Linked DNA regions of Homo sapiens: all the other regions are linked to region 2. A link is a contact called in ENCODE Hi-C or POLR2A ChIA-PET data. All regions are on one chromosome and are shown on one strand. Each heading gives the region's core, a stretch centred on a gene start or an enhancer-like site at or near the end of the contact. The rest is flanking DNA. Distances are from core to core; before and after follow the strand shown.

The links. A loop is a pair of places that touch in the nucleus more often than their neighbours do. ChIA-PET counts read pairs that join two places held with the same protein, here RNA polymerase II (POLR2A). Pooled maps may share reads with other maps.
Region 1: a loop to region 2 is called in a map with no recorded cell type, with 6 times the contacts of the local background. The contact joins the enhancer-like site here to the promoter of MX1 in region 2. A Hi-C loop is called at or near these places in 7 of 37 single-sample maps with no recorded cell type and 10 of 50 pooled maps. POLR2A ChIA-PET finds 5 or more read pairs at or near these places in 1 of 52 experiments (activated CD8-positive, alpha-beta T cell).
Region 3: a loop to region 2 is called in a pooled map, with 6 times the contacts of the local background. The contact joins the promoter of PRDM15 here to the promoter of MX1 in region 2. A Hi-C loop is called at or near these places in 16 of 37 single-sample maps with no recorded cell type and 8 of 50 pooled maps. POLR2A ChIA-PET finds 5 or more read pairs at or near these places in 1 of 52 experiments (activated CD4-positive, alpha-beta memory T cell).

What each region holds. Positions count from the first base shown.
Region 1 is chr21:41,921,612-41,925,286 of GRCh38, forward strand. C2CD2 (C2 calcium dependent domain containing 2) reads right to left here. Exons shown (of 14, transcript NM_015500.2): 3 at 361-474. Among named protein-coding and RNA genes, the nearest start is that of SNORA91, 25 kb to the right of the region's middle. Within about 2 kb of position 1,636, at least 6 of the 41 ENCODE cell types and tissues checked have a DNase peak (open chromatin) inside an H3K27ac peak, as active enhancers do.
Region 2 is chr21:41,424,076-41,427,831 of GRCh38, forward strand. MX1 (MX dynamin like GTPase 1) reads left to right here and starts at 2,164. Exons shown (of 17, transcript NM_002462.5): 1 at 2,164-2,188; 2 at 3,131-3,229; 3 at 3,680-3,756. RefSeq lists an enhancer at 1,831-2,270.
Region 3 is chr21:41,877,716-41,881,433 of GRCh38, forward strand. It overlaps PRDM15 (PR/SET domain 15), which reads right to left and starts at 1,629. Exons shown (of 24, transcript NM_001040424.3): 1 at 1,555-1,629. RefSeq lists enhancers at 453-502, 1,503-1,552 and a silencer at 1,703-1,752.

The DNA of each region.
Region 1 (3,675 bases), core at 386-2,885, 500 kb after region 2:
TTCCAAGCTGCAACCAGCGCTGGATTCGGAACCAGAACTACTTTTCTCCTCTCAGATGCCACCTGCCTTATCATATCCGTCAACAACACCCTGCCTCATTCAAATGCCCGAAAGAGGCAACCCCTGAGTTTATTATAAATGTATGTGTGTGTGTGTAGTGTGTGTGTGTAATGTGTAGTGTGTGTGATCATTTCCTACATAGAAAATCCTATATGAAAGGTTACAGTTTGAAAATTATGACATGAATGATAATTAATAAAAACATGAACGTTACAGCCCTCTGACTCACACCATGCTCACTCTTCACATTTCTGAGAACTGTGACGGGTCTCATAACTTGCAAAGTCTACACATCTTTACCTGTAAATGGAAAGGGGAGAGCCGCATGTCGTACAGCCGGCATCCAGCACCCAAGGCAGGCGTCTCGCTGACCAAGAACTGAATAGCCTGGCCCACCACGTGACAGACCACCACCTGGAGGAGGCACAGGTAAGGGAGAAAACTGTATCCAAAACAAAGGACAGCGCGTGCATACGCATCTTCTTCTTCTTCTTTTTTTTTTTTTGAGACAAGGTCTCACTCTGTCGCCCAGGCTGGAGTGCAGTGGCGCGATCTCAGCTCACTGCAACCTCCACCTCCCCAGCTCAGGCGATCTTCCCACCTCAGCCTCCTGAGTACATGAAACTACAGGGGTGTGCCCCCACACCCACCTAATTTTTGTTTTTGTCTTTTTTGTAAAGATGGGCTCTACCTGTATTACTGAGGCTGGTTTTGAACTCCTGAGCTCAAACAATCTTCCCACCTTGGCCTCCCAAAGTGCTGGGATTGCAGGCATGAGCCACTGTGCTCAGCTGCCATAGGCATCTTTTTTTTTTTTTTTTGAGACGGAGTCTCACTCTGTCACCCAGGCTGAAGTGCAGTGGAGCAATCTCGGCTCACTGCAACCTCCGCCTCCCTGGTTCAAGTGATTCTCCCACCTCAGCCTCCCAAGTAGCTGGGATTACAGGTGTGTGCCACCATGGCCAGCAAATTTTTGTATTTTTAGTAGAGACAAAGTTTCACCATGTTGGCCAGGCCAGTCTCGAACTCCTGGCCTCAGCTGATCTACCCACCTCAGCCTCCCAAAGTGCTGGGATTACAGGTGTGAGCCACCACGCCTGGCCTAGGCATCTTTATATCAAAATAATCTGGACTTTATATGTTAGCAAGGATACAAATTTAGAGTTTCAAAGTTGGATAAATATTCAGATTAAAACCTTTTCTATAATATAGTTTGAAAACCAGAAACAATGTTTCAAATCTTTGCTTCCTGATGACTTTCTTAGCAGCTAAAGTCTTGACCAAATCTAGTTATCATGCGCTTTCCACATGTAATACAGTCTTTTTCCTTTTTTTTTTTTTGGAGATGGAGTTTCACTCTGTCGCCCAGGTTGGAGTGCAGTGGCACAATCTTAGCTCACTGCAACCTCCGCCTCCCGGGTTCACACGATTCTCCTGCCTCAAACTCCCGAGTGGCTGGGTTTACAGGCGTGTGCTACTACTCCCGGCTAATTTTTTGTGTTTTTAGTAGAGACGGGGTTTCACCATTAGCCAGGAGGGTCTCGATCTCCTCACCTCGTGATCCGCCCACCTCGGCCTTCCAAAGTGCTAGGATTACAGGCATGAGCCACCGTGCCCGGCCAACAAAGTCTTTTTCTTTAAATATCATCTTGTTCTATTTCTCCACAATAGCTGATTTTTAATTCCCCAAATGTTTCCACATTCATACACAGTCAAAGCCATTAGCCAAGTTCTTTTGCTAAAAATGAGTCTTAAAGAGAAAGTAAGTTATAGATGTTAGAAGTAAAAAAAGTTTTCTTAAATTACCCAGAACACAATGGGTTGCTTCCACCTAAATAATTTCGAGGCGATCATGGTTTTCAAAAAGGTGGGAGTAATTGGAAAAACATACAAAGTATCAAACAATTATAAAATTATGCAGCCGTACCAAAACCAGAATTATAAAATGAGCTCGTTGAAGAAACTGTCAGACAGAGAAAGATAATAACCTCAGGAATAAACCAAACTGTGGTTTCCTGACATAAATCATAATCATACAGTATTAAGAGGGGTGCTTTTCACAGCTACCATGGCACAGAGAGAGATCTAGTTTCTGCCACAGATTCCTCTACAGAAGCTGATGTAGAATGAGAGGTCAGACCCCTCCCCGCTCCCCTCCCGGGGGCAGAGGGCCAAGCAGACACGTGTGGGATAATTACCAGGCCAGGTGCCAGGTGTGTACTGGCCAGGAGGAGGAGAGGGGAGGCCAGGGGCACAGTGGGCTGGACCACAGGGCAGGCACAAGGGGGTTCCGTAGGTGGCCAGTGTTTGGCCAAAAAGCAAAGCTACCAGGAGCTGAGGGTAAGTCAGACTGACCTCCTCATTCCCAAAAGAACCACTGACTCCACTGCAGGGAGTCACAGGACAGGAAGAGAAAATTCTTTAATTCTCTGGTGGATTTATCAGAATCTAAAATACCAAATGGAAAGATTATCAAAATAATTACTCAGTCAGGGCCTGCTATTCCCCCAAGTTCAGGGCTAGGACATTCCCCTGTACTTTCTCATCTGCTGGCTCCTGGCCGCAGCCAAGCCCTGGGTCCAGCTCTTCCCACCAGTGGCCCATCCCACTCTGGAACAAAAACGGAACCTGGGCACTAAGGCCCGGGCAGGGGTCAACATCCAATATCCACAACCAAATACCTCAATGCCACAGAGCTAGAAAAAGAAAATCCTGCCTTCTCTCAATATTGGCAGAAAGTCGTGCAACTCTTTCTACCGGTTCTTATAACGCCACGTTCAGAAGACTGATACACATGAGTTAATTACATATTTCCATCATCTCCAGAGTTCACAAAGGGCCAGAACAAAAAAATGTTTGTATAAGAAATGTTGTCTATTCATGTTAAAAATAAATGATCTATAAACAGTCCTTTACGGAGGAACATGCTTTGTGGCCAGATGAGTTACACGCACCAATGGCATGACACTGAGAAAATTCCCTGTCCTTGGTCTCAACAGCCCACTCCTTTTACTGCTTAAAGTAAAAAATAAAAAATAAAAATAAATTTAAAAACCCAACCCTGACTCTGAGCACTGCATAATTCCTCTGGAGCCTTCTCTACTAAGCTAATCAGCATTGTACCAAGAAAACAGACTCAGAGCCTCAACCCGAGCAAGAAAGAATTTCATTTTCTTTCGTATCCAGTTCTGCAGAAAGCTTCCCACCACGCACTCCCTGATACACAGAGAACCAAGCACTTGATTAAAAGCAAGCAAATAAATAAGTAAATAGATAAAAAGACTTTAAAACTTCTAGAATGCGGGACTCCAAAGCTCATAAGTAATCACTGAAGCCCCATCACTAAGGTAATGTAATCTCTACATTCTACTCTAGGACAGAATGTGTGATGTCTTTTCATAGTAACCCCCTGGCGTGTCTTCCCCAACCCTAGGGCTTCGCTACCCTCTAAATAAAACCTACAGTGCAGACCAAGCCTTTCTTAGCCTCCCCTCAGAATTTGGCTAGAAAAGTTAATTAAAGAAACAATTTAGGCCGAGTGTGGTGGCTCACGCCTGTAATCCCAGTGCTTTGGGAGGCTGAGGCAGGAGGACTGCTTGAGTCCAGGAGTTCAAG
Region 2 (3,756 bases), core at 914-3,413:
TCACATGAGTGCCAGCTCTGCTCACACCTACCCTGCGTTCCCAAGGCACTGTTCCTGCTTCAGAAAGCATCAGCCCAGCCTGCTCACAGTCCCCCAGGATGTGCTGTTGCCTGGGTTCTTGACTAGGAAGTAAAAGGCCCAGAGGGGTTGAGTGTGTGTGTGTGTGTGTGTGTGTGTGTGTGTGTGTTAAAGTGAGGTCATTGCTAATTCCTGGGAGAACTTGTGTTCCCCTTGGATGAACCCCTTGGATGAAGAACCCCTTGGATGGGGTTGCCCAGCCCTAGGAGTGGATCCTGCAAAGCAAAATAGATTTCAGCACAGGGAGCTGGCTGGGGGGCTCCTCCCCCTCTTGTAGGTGCAGCAGTATTGAATTTGATTCCATCCAGGTTTCCCCTGACCCCAGGACCTAAAGCTGGGGCAGGTTCTGGGCCTTGAGGTTGGTTGGGGGTGACCCTTCCTAATCATGGAAGTCTTTAGCGGGGGCTTGTAAGGGACTGTGAGCTGAGCTAAGGAGAATGGAGGTGGGGTGCCAACCGCTCCCAAAGGGAAATGCCATCTCCCACTCACAGCCAGTTAGCCGAGAATGGGAGCTCCCAAAGGGAGGACCACCCATGGGTCTGCTTGACTCAGCCCTCCCCAACCCCTTTCACCTTTGCAGTAAAACTCTAGCCAAGGAAGACAAAGAGACCTTTGGAGACCAAAACAGAACTTTTAATTCGGGCCAACAGCAGGCTCATGCCCAAAATGGCTGCCAACCCCAACAAAGAAAGCAGCTAGCTTATATGTCGTTTGAGATGGGAAAAACAAGGTAGGATACAGGTTTCAGACAAAGACAGTAAATTACTTAACCCGTGACAATTCTGAGGAAACTGGCAATTCAGTTATATTGACTAGTCATCCTCCAAGCTGGACTAGGGTTGGAGGCTGGGGTCCCGAGGCAGGTGATAAGCTTTTGAGATAAGCTTGCATCTGCAACTTGTTACAATGCTGGGAGGGGCTGCTTAAAATTTTAGCCTATGTGTTACTTCTAAATAGCTTATACTAAATGTTAACTGTTTTCATGTGCGTCCATGTGAAGAGACCACCAAACAGGCTTTGTGTGAGCAACATGGCTGTGTATTTCACCTGGGTGCAGGCGGGCTGAGTCCGAAAAGAGAGTCAGCGAAGGGAGATAGGGGTGGGGCCGTTTTATAGGATTTGGGAAGGTAATGGAAAATTACAGTCAAAGGGGGTTGTTCTCTGGTGGGCAGGGGTGAATCTCACAAAGTACATTCTCAAGGGTGGGGAGAATTACAAATAACCTTCTTAAGGGTGGGGAAGATTACAAAGTACATTGATCAGTTAGGGTGGGGCAGGAACAAATCACAATGGTGGAATGTCATCAGTTAAGGCTGTTTTTACTTCTTTTGTGGATCTTCAGTTACTTTAGGCCATCTGGATGTATACCTGCAAGTCACAGGGGATGCGATGGCCTGGCCTGGGATGCGATGGCCTGGCCTGACAACTATTACCTATGTTATGTTTATTATTTTAAGCTTTATTATTACTATTTTATTTATTTTATTTTATTTTCCTTCCACACACCCGTTTCCACCCTGGAGAGGCCAGATGAGCCAGACTCCAGGGAGGCCTAGAAGTGGGCAAGGGGAAACGGGAAAGGAGGAAGATGGTATGGGTGTGCCTGGTTAGGGGTGGGAGTGCTGGACGGAGTTCGGGACAAGAGGGGCTCTGCAGCCATTGGCACACAATGCCTGGGAGTCCCTGCTGGTGCTGGGATCATCCCAGTGAGCCCTGGGAGGGAACTGAAGACCCCCAATTACCAATGCATCTGTTTTCAAAACCGACGGGGGGAAGGACATGCCTAGGTTCAAGGATACGTGCAGGCTTGGATGACTCCGGGCCATTAGGGAGCCTCCGGAGCACCTTGATCCTCAGACGGGCCTGATGAAACGAGCATCTGATTCAGCAGGCCTGGGTTCGGGCCCGAGAACCTGCGTCTCCCGCGAGTTCCCGCGAGGCAAGTGCTGCAGGTGCGGGGCCAGGAGCTAGGTTTCGTTTCTGCGCCCGGAGCCGCCCTCAGCACAGGGTCTGTGAGTTTCATTTCTTCGCGGCGCGGGGCGGGGCTGGGCGCGGGGTGAAAGAGGCGAAGCGAGAGCGGAGGCCGCACTCCAGCACTGCGCAGGGACCGGTGAGTGTCGCTTCTGGGGGCAGCGCCCAGTAACCGCGCTAGGAGCGCGGAGAAGGGCATTGGGAGAGCGGCGTTCGTGGCGGAGACTAGCGCTCCGGAGCACGGGCACGACGGGGGCACCTTCTCGGCTGCTAGTAACTAACAATAATAATAATCATAATCATAGCAAGGGCGCTGATGGGCGGGCTCGGAGCACGCCTGATTCTGGTTCCCACCAGGCTGCCCAGGCTCCTGATGACGCATCAGAAACATCCCCCTAACCCGCGGCCTTCCTGCAGGAGAGGTTGGGAAGGGGTGGGGGACGGGGCTCGGGGGAGGTCTCCGAGGGACTCTAGTAAGCGGGGAAGGGCGCCGGGAAAGTTTCAGATCCACGGCTGCGCGGGCCACGAGCCCACCCGAACGCCGACCACTGCTTTCCGTCGACTTCTATTTCCTGGGAACGCGCGAAAGCAAACCCAAGTCAGACTGCGGAGGTCGCTGGGGAGGGAAGGTTCAAGGAGTTCTCGCCGATCCTGCTGAATAAAGGGGGTTCCGAGCTGGGCCGAGATGGGGCATGCGCGGGAAGACCCCTGCCCGCTGTTCCCCCCCACCGCCCCAGTGGATGCCATGCCTGGGGCCTCCCCGGCGCGTGGGGCTGACGCACCCTCGGGGTCCATCGTAGTTGGCCGGGATCGTGGAGTGGGTGCGGTGGACGAAGGGAGGCAGGACAGTCCCGGGGGTGGCAGAAGGAGCCCGGGCACAGCTGAGACCTGCGCTCCCATCCCACCAACACTCACAGCAGGTGCTGCCGAGCTGGGCAATTGGGATGGCCCAAGTTATTTGGTTAAATTTTAAATCACGTTTGTTACTGGGAAGTAGAGTCCAGTGATGCTAACCGCGCCTCTACCTCCACCACCGGTGTCAGTCCCAAAGGGCTCCTAAAATGGCTGTGTCATCTTTCAGCCTTGGACCGCAGTTGCCGGCCAGGAATCCCAGTGTCACGGTGGACACGCCTCCCTCGCGCCCTTGCCGCCCACCTGCTCACCCAGCTCAGGGGCTTTGGTAGGTAGCAGTGCATTTGGTCTAAAGGGCAAGATGTTCTCTCTTTTATTCATAACAAATTTAAATACCAGCAGGGTTTGGGGGGAAAAACGCTTTCAGAAGAAAAGGTGAATGTCAGTCCTGCAAGAGTTAGTTTTAAAACTAGACTGAATTGGCACATGTATACCTATGTAACAAACCTGCACGTTCTGCACATGTACCCCAGAACTTAAAAGCTTATAAAAAAAGAAAAAACTAGACTGGATTATGTTGGGAAAGTGTAGCCTCTTCCATCTTAGGCATTTCCTAGAACGTAGGCAGTAGGTGGTCCTTATTAGGAGTTTTGGGAGAGGAAGGGGGCTGAATCCTACCTCCCATCCCTGCTCCTCTATGGGGTCTGAGCTGAGGAAGCTTCACCACAAGGAGAGAACCCCCTGACAACCCTGGATGCCACCTTTACCCTCACTGCAGGAATTCTGTGGCCACACTGCGAGGAGATCGGTTCTGGGTCGGAGGCTACAGGAAGACTCCCACTCCCTGAAATCTGG
Region 3 (3,718 bases), core at 379-2,878, 450 kb after region 2:
TAGCAGCCTTCCAACTACAGTTGATTTTTAAATTTATTTATTTGTCTTCTGGAGAAATAACCGTCCCGCCTGCTTCCAAAATGGAACATTTAGCTTGTTCTTTGCTGGCTACTTTGCGGCAAAAAGTATGAATCACAGATAGAAGAAAAACAAACTATAAAAAAAATGGTGTTTTTGCTCTTGAAAGTCTAAATTATAGAGCTACTATTTCTTAATCGTTCACCGTGAGGCAGCGATGTCAGGAAATCTGGGGAAGGAGTGAAGCAGTGAAAACGTGGAACACGTGAAAATGTCCGAGCTTGAAACAAAATACGGTAGTGGTGTGTGCACCGGGGTGGGATCACCACCCTTATCGAGTGTTGACATCATTGCATTCTCCAAGGAGAACTGTCACTGCTACCTTTTAAGGTACATCACAAAGCCAGTGGCTCCTTCACATGTCACCACCCTTCAGGAACCAAGCTAGGTTCTCCAAATTCACTTGAGTCTGGCTTAAGCCAATGTGGTTTTTTTAAAACGAGTGTTGGTAGCTTTAAATACACACACAGGTCCACGTGTCTCTGATCACACACTTGTTTCTACCGTTTTAAACTCCCTTTGGGGACTTGGGGGTGAGGGGCAATTTCTGAGCATTTGTGGGGGAAAAAACCATCCACTACATTAGGGGGTTAAGAAAGGTAAATGGGTGATAACTCTAACCACCAGATAGGAGTGTTTATTTCCATGAGTTTTCATTTCTATTTTCTCAAGGCTAACCCCTGCGTGAACACCTCCCCTCTAGCAGGACGCTGCGCGTGGCCCCCGTCCCCACCTGTCCACGCGAGGCGGGCCTCACCTGAGCGGCCGGGCACGCCCCGTCCCCGAACGGCCACCCACCCCGGGTAGGCACGCGTCACCTGTCCATCCACCTCGCTACCTTCTCTCTGCCACCAAAAGGCTTACGAAAATAAGGCGCAGGGGGTCTGGGAGACCCCATCACCAGGACTCAGCTTCTCTAAACGCGGGGTTGGGGGTCCAGGGACCCCCCCGTGCGACCCGCATGGGCTGTACCCGAGGGCGGGGGATAACGACATCCCCTGGGGCCTCGGCGACGACGCCGCCCGGCGGCGGGGGCCGCGGGGCCGCGGGCCGGGGCGGCGAAGACCCTGCGCCGCGCCCACGGGCGAGCGCGGCCCGGCAGCCCCGCGGCCCCGCGCTGGGCCTGGCCGCGGGCGGGCGGGGGGCGCGAGGCAGGGGACGGGGGCGCGGAGCCCGGCCAGGAGCGCCCGCGGCGGCGGGACCCGGCGGGCGGGCGGCGCGCAGGGCGATCCCGGAGCGGCTCCGGGAAATCCAGCCGGGTTTTGACTCCGATCGCCAACGGTGCCCGCAGCCGGCGAATGTAACAAAGAACAGTCGGCATGGCGGCTGGACCGGGGCGGCGCGCGGCTGCCGGGCGCGGGGGGCGGGGGGCAGCGGGCCCAGGGCGCGCCGGGGCTCGCGGGGGCAGCGGGTGCGGCCCGGGGCCGGCGGGGCGCACGCCGGGGCGGGCGGCGGGCGCAGGGCCCGGAGCTTTACCTGCCTTTGGAATGTGCAGAGCGGGATCGGATCCGGACTCCGGGTTGCGATCCGCTCCGGAAACTGCGCAGCACCGGAAGCCGGGGGGCGGCGGCGGGGCATGGCGGGACTTGTAGTCCGCGGGCGGGCGCGGGGGGCGCAGGCGAGACCCTGGCGCGGCCGGGGGTCCTGCGGGTGGGACTGCGGGGCGCGGGCGGCGTGGACGGGGCAGCGGGCGCGCGCGGGGCGGGTCTGGCCGGAGGGAATTCCGCGCGCGGCCCCCCTCCCACGTGGCACGGCCCTGCCGCCCACGCGCGCGGGCAGCTCCCTCTCCACCTCTCCTCGGACGCGTTTCTTGCGGAGTTGGGGAGTGGTGGCGGTGGGTGGGTCGAGTTTTTCTCTAGAACAGGCCTGGGACTTGCCCCCACTCACGGTGACCTCTGGATTTGGCCGGCGGGGCCCTGGGACACGAGCTCTGTGCCCGCGAGGGGAGTCTGGCCTGGCGGGCTCCGCCACGCTACCGGTGAGCACCGGGCCAGCCGCGGACCTGGCTCTCCATTCTTCCCCGGGGGCCTGTGTGGCCTCTCTTGACCCCCTCCACCAAGTGTGTGTGCCATCACAAAACGTGAGACGGAGAAGGGACAGACTTTTCACCTTAGTCCTGGCCGCCCATATTCAGAGAGGCCGACTGTCTTGTTCATTGCTGCCTGGCAAAAACCTACATTCATAAAGAGAAGTGATGAACCGGGGAAAATGATTTTAAATTGATGCCACAAAAGGGCTCGTTTCCCTCATGTACGTGAAACTCTTGTGAACCAATAAAAATATATATGTATATAGAAAAATGAGCAAAGTGTGTGGATGGACAGTTCGTAGGAAATTCAATGGTTCTTAAGCATATGAGAAGCTATTCAACTACGCTGCAATAAGAGAAAAAAAGTCGCAGTGGGATCATTTTTATTAGATTAGCAAAGATTTTTTAAAACGTTTAATACAACCTGGGCAACATAGCCAGACCTTGTCTCTAAAAAACTTAGCTGGGCTCGGTGGCACGTGCCCGTAGTCTCAGCTACTCAGGAGGCTGAGGCAGGAGGGTCACTTGAGTCCCACAGTTTGAGGCTGCAGTGAGCTGTGATCGTGTCACTGCACTCCAGCCTGGGCAACAGAGTGAGACCCTGTCTCAAACAAAAACAAACAAAAAAAAGTTTTAATAGCATAATTTTGAAGAAACTAGAGAAACAAGCTCCTTTACGGGTAGGAGAATAAATTAGCGTAGTTTCCATTCAGATATTTGTGGATATCCATAAAAATTCTAAATGCACATAGCCTTTGACCCACATGCAGGAATGGTGCCAGAGACGGACTCGCTTGTATGAATGGCATATGTGATCATCACATTTGCTTACATACTACGTGCCATCCCATGGGAAGTGTTGGATGCACCTGGGCACATCCATAGGCTGCAACGCCGGGCAGCCGGAGACAGATTAGGCAAGTGTTGATCTGTGAAGGCTGGTTTCTCTGCCTGGCCCAGCATTCTACAGTGGCTTCCATGTTGCACTATAGTAGGCCATCCCATGGCCCCCCAGACCTTTCTGGAGCATCCCCGGCGTCCACTGTCTCCCTGCTTGTCCCCACCTGCGACTTCATGCCTCCCTCCAGCCTCCTGTCCCTGAAGCCTGTTCCCAAGGCCTTCTGTACTCTATCTTCAAACACTTCCCAGGTTTTCCACAACCTTCTCTGTATTCAGGTCTCCGCCCAACCCCACTCCCACCACCACCACTACAGCTAATGGACATTCCCTCTATACACGCACCTCCAGTGACATCACTCACAGTTCCAAAATGGCCAGATGACTGGTTCTGTGGGCCTCAGGACATGAAACAGTCCTCGGCATATGTGAATAAAAGGTTGTTTACACTAAAAAAGTGACAGGTCCACAGCAAGTGCGAATAACTGAAAGTAAACCAAAGACTTCAACCTCCCCCAGGCCATTTCTCCTATTACTACATACAGCCCACGGCTGGAATTCACTTACACAATAATCGTCATATCTCGTCTTCAAGAGGATTGTCAATGTGTCCACTATAATCCTTCAGAACAATCTAGAAATAATACCTCTTAAGGCAGATTCATCTCCAAAATGTTAAAAGAAAAAAAAAAGTTTTATCTTAAAGTGTCAAAT